2 separate regions of the Homo sapiens genome follow, and region 1 is linked to region 2. Evidence: read pairs that join two places in POLR2A ChIA-PET (ENCODE). Cell type or tissue: A673. All regions are shown on one strand.

Evidence for each region. ChIA-PET counts read pairs that join two places held together with the same protein. Peaks named below come from ENCODE experiments on the same cell type or tissue, not always from the same donor. Only the 100,000 strongest peaks of a DNase experiment are listed, where the experiment ranks them.
Region 1: POLR2A ChIA-PET joins it to region 2 with 6 read pairs; 2 of 35 experiments call an interaction of 5 or more read pairs at or near these places.

The regions. Positions count from the first base shown.
Region 1 is chr2:132,803,284-132,805,783 of GRCh38, reverse strand. All of the region lies in intron 11 of NCKAP5 (NCK associated protein 5), which reads left to right. Among named protein-coding and RNA genes, the nearest start is that of NCKAP5-AS1, 110 kb to the left of the region's middle. In A673, no CTCF peak of the experiment used is centred here; a DNase peak (open chromatin) is centred at 1,513.
Region 2 is chr2:132,603,468-132,605,967 of GRCh38, reverse strand. The region is part of intron 1 of GPR39 (G protein-coupled receptor 39); the gene reads right to left. Among named protein-coding and RNA genes, the nearest start is that of LYPD1, 65 kb to the left of the region's middle. RefSeq lists an enhancer at 77-633. In A673, no CTCF peak of the experiment used is centred here; no DNase peak of the experiment used is centred here.

The sequences.
Region 1 (2,500 bases), 200 kb before region 2:
AAAATAAAATAAAATATTGAATTAAATTAAATTAAATTTTTTAAAAATAATAATAATGTAAACACTTAGCACAAGACCTAGCCTGCAAGTGAGCACTCTATAAATGTTCATTTTTTTTTTTTTGCATAGTTTTATTTTTTCAGTTAGGTCCAAATTTACATATGGAATTATGCTTCCATGGAAAGAATGTAGTGATCTAAAAAGCAAATGAAATTAACAATACCAATCAAATACCAATAGTGATAACCATGGAATAATAATAAGGAAAGCATGATTTTAAGTAAATGAATGAATGATGTTTGTGTCTAGCAAACAGATATCACATTGTATTTAGAGGTAATTATTTTTTAATTCTATGCAGTTCATTTTACTGATTAATTTTTATTGTTATTTTAATAAGTTGTCTATAACAAATCATCATTAACCAGATTTAATTGGGTAGAATTAAGAGCATGAACTCTGCAGTCAGACTGTCCAGGGTTCAGATACTATTTATGTGACATTAGGCAAGATTTTTTTAGCTCTGTATGTCAGTTTTTTCACTTGCAAGACAGGTATGATAGTTCTTACTGTAGGTTGTAATGAGGATTTAAAAGGATAACATATGTGAAACACACACTTAGTGCTAAAAAGAGCTCGATAAGTGTTCACAGCTATTATTGTTGCTGTTATTATTATTATTTCCTTCCCAATTATCTGCCTCTAAAGCAGAACCTGGGAAGGAAAATCACCAAGGCAACATAATTAATTTGATGGGAGCTGCTCAAATTGTGGGCTTAACATTTAGGCAGAAATAAGCTACTTCCATAGGATTTGCCTTGTAAAAGATAGCAATGATGTTATCACGTCCCTCCCTTCATAGAAAAAGCAAGCAGAATATGGTAGGAAGAGCTTGGACTTAGAAGGAAGCAGGTCTGGGACAGAATCCTGGCTCTCCTGCTTCCTGAAATATATGTAGCATTGTGACTTCAGATGCCTTCCTTCGCTTCTGTCATCTTGGGTTCTTCATCTCTAAAAACTAAGATGACAGCTTCTTCCACACAGTAGTATGAAGATTCATGAGATAAGATTAGGGAAAGGACTTCACAGAGTGTCTCTTCCCCCCACAGAGCAAGTGGTAATTCATTTCTTCCTAATAAGTGGTACATTGAATTCTAGTGACCATCAATGGAGCTTCCAATAGGTCTGGTAAAAATAGGTCAAGTTTTGGGTTTTTTTTTCTCCACTAACTAATCCTTTTAGTTTGGTGAAATCAGAGGGAAAAAATGTGTTCCCCCACATGTAAAAGGCAAAATCTTCAGAAAGTCAGAACTTTTCAAAAATAAAGCTTGATTAAAAATGTAAAATGCAGTGTAGATAATTTTACAAAACAGCGGGGGCAATTGGAAAGCACTTATTAAAGTACCTGTTAAAGTAATTAGTGATGAAAATGGAAATTTCAGGGCACTTCTGTGTCTCTTAGATCCCAGAATAGGCTCAGGCTGTGCTGAATCACTTCCTCCCTTAGATCATATTTACAGAAGAAGACAAAAGGGAAGCTTCAGAGAGTCAGGCTTGGCAAGCAAATGCGAGTCACTCTTCAGCTGTCCTCCTGCCCACACGTCTGACTGGCCTGCCATGGGAGCCTTAACCTTCTGTCCTTTTTCTCAACATTCTGTCACTTTGCTGTTAGGTCTGAAATATTTCCGAATTTTGTTTGTTTGTTTGTTTGTTTGTTTGTTTTGTAAAGACTTCAAGAGATTTGGGAGCTCTGCAGGAAGAGCTAAGTTCCCTTTGCACAGAATATTCTCTTACATACATTTAACTGTGTGGTTAATACACTGGCCTCCACCATCTCTAGCTACATGGCACCCTTACTCTACTGTGATCTTGTTTGCATGTTCTGCCTTAAGAATTCTTGTATTTTTTTCTCCTTTGTGTGCTTGGTCTGCTCAGGGATATTGTCAGCTCTGTTAATGAGCTTCCTTGAGTCTCTCATAGCTCATAGTCATGATTCTGCACATAGTAGATGCTTCATAAAGCATAAAGCGTAAATCAGTGTTAGACTAATTAGAGCTGAGGCTCTTTAGGGCAAGGTCTGCTGTTTTCATCCTCATCCATCTACCCACTGGTGCTCACCCTGTGGGCCTTGGGGCACTGTTAATGGAATTGCAGCAGATAAGGACAGGTAAGAGGTGCTCTGGTCATCAGTCTAAGCTGCAGAGACCACGAATAAACTTTCTAATCACCAAACCAAATGCTGCTCCCTTAGGTAGCCACTGGATAATCAGGCTGTCATGGAAGTGGGGACCCTTGAAGAAGGTTTTGAATATAGCTGTGGAATAATTGTTTCAAAAGTATTTTATAACCTTGGGTCCTGGAGAAGTAGAAAAGAGACAGAGCCATGTCATTTGCCAAGGCACCATCCAGAGCAAAACAGAATGCACTCAGGGCAGCTAAACATTGATGTGCAAGGCAAGTCTAAAAGTTGTCAGGGAAAATAATAATTGCAACAAGGACT
Region 2 (2,500 bases):
CACCAGCAAGCCCCAGCTTCAGATGGCAAGCCCACTAAATGAAAGTGACAGCCAAGCCCATGAATACGTTTGTAAAACGACAGCTCAGCATCTCAATTTAACTCTAACAAAATTCAATTTCACTCAAGGAATGGTCTCCCTTTGGCCTCTGCTACCCTGCCCTGATGTCTCTCTTATTTAAATGTGTGCAGCTGCAATCTTCTGCTGCTCAGCCGACTGAACACCCCTCAGGGATTCTTAATGGGGAGCAAGGCACTGCTGGATTCATTAAATCCCACTGCCAAATAGCATCCGTCCTCACCCAGGAATGCTCGGTAGGAGATACATTATAAAAACCACGCATAACAGAGGGAAAGATAAGCCCATGAGATTCCTGCGGGCACCCATCTTCCCTTGTATGAATGACTGCAGCTTCCCAGGCCAGCGAGAAGCAGGAAGGAACAGAGAGAAAGTGAGCAGACGTGAGTTCCCTGGACCTTTCTGGAGAGCAGGGATGCTTCTGGGGCCATCAATGAGATGTTCATTTGGGCTTTGCCAAGAAGCACCAGGCCACTGAGCAGACTAATGGGCCGCATGAATGGCTCACTCCACATCCTCGTTCCCACACATACGGCTTTGATCATGGCTTTCCTCCATGCCTGGGATGTCTACTCATCTCCTCTTACTCCAGCCTACCCACATCCACTTCATTTACCTCTTTCTGATGCCACCTTCTCCCTGAAGCCACATCAACCTAACCTTTGTCATGATCAACTTGCAGAACTACAATATGCACATCCAACAGCCTAACGGTGATAGGCACAGGGTCTGGTGTCGGGCTGTCTGAGGTCATGTCCCAGCTCTACCATTTATCTTATGTGACCTTGGGAATGTTTCTTTCCTGAGCACTCATTGACTGTACCTCAATTTCTCCAACAGTAAAATAAGGCAAACAGTACCTATATCACATGTATCTTATAAAGAGTAAATGAATATGTAAAGCACTTTGTATGATATCTGACATGTGGTAAGTACTCAGTAAGTGTTCATTGTTATTGTTATGTAGTTTCATTTCTTACCTTCTATATCCAGCCATCCACGTATCCTCAGCTTCAGCCACATTAAGCTGCTCCTTACTTTCCAAGCACCATGCATTTTTCATGTTTCTACTTCTTTCAGTTCTCTCTGCCTAAAACTCTCTCCTGCTGCTTCTCACCTAGCAAACTCCTATTTGTCTGCAAAGTCTAATTCAAATGTCCCTTTCTCTGAGATATATGCCTTAAGCAGAGCAGATAGAATGACTTGGCCTCCTTTTTATATGTTCATAAGACTTTATATATAACCTTCTATAAAAGCAGCACTTATCCTTCTGCTTTATGGTTAGTTGTTTAAAAGTCTGTCTCTGCCATCAGATAGCAGACCTCTCAAGAGACAAGTCATAACCGTCTTTTTGTCTGCAGTACCCAGCATGGGACTGTATGCTGTGTTTAATTGGATCCTTCTGTGTAGAGGTTGTATTCTCTCCCCAGGTCTGTTGGCTTGTGTGATGCCAAGGCCAGTGTCTTTTATGCCCTTATAGCTCAGAACTCAAAGATTTCTTTGGTGATAATGAATACCCTCCACAGCCATGGCTTCTGATAGGCAGTTCTCAGAGCTTCGGTAGTTTAAACAAAGAACTTGCCTTTCTTTTTTTTTAAATCATTCTGGCAAGGGGATAGACATCTATCATGTGCCCAGATATGAGTTGCCTGCTGAGGGAAGACAGAAGGAGAAAGTTAAGAAAATGACAAGACTAGTGACCTTGTGAAGTGGTGTACAGAACTGAGAGCCAGACCTGACCTTCTCATGTGGGATAGGTTATCTCACACATGCTTGGAACAACCTGGGACTCACAGTAGGGCAAGCATGTCTCGGTTAAGGAAAAGGATCTTGGAGGTAGGAGTCCTTGGTTGGGTTGTGAAGTATATTTATGCAAACCTCCACAGTCAGCACAAACACACATGAACACACACATGTTCACATCCACAAATGTGCACATACATTTTCCTGTCCCTCCCACTCCCCACACCCTGCACTCTGCCATCACTATAATGCATTGTTTAAAAATCAGGCCTAAATAACACAGTGTCTTTTCTGTCCTTAGCATAAGTCAGTGGCCTTGAGTCCTTCAAAGGCTGGAGGCATGAAAATGGTTTCTTAAAAAGAATGTTGACATTTTCAGCTTTTGGTGAATAGCTCCTGACTTCAGTGGATTTTAGTAACCCATTTCGCACACGCACGCCCACAAATGTACACCCTTTGTGATCACCTTTTCTCCTCTTTTTAGTTGACATGTAATAATTGTACATATTTATGAGATACAGAGTGATAGTTCAGTACATGTATATAGTATGTAATGATCAAATCAGGGAAATTAGCATGCTTATCACCTCAAACATTTCTCATTTCTTTGTGTAGGGAACTTTCCAAATCCACTCTTCCAGCTTGTTGAAAACATACGATATATCATTAACTATAGTCA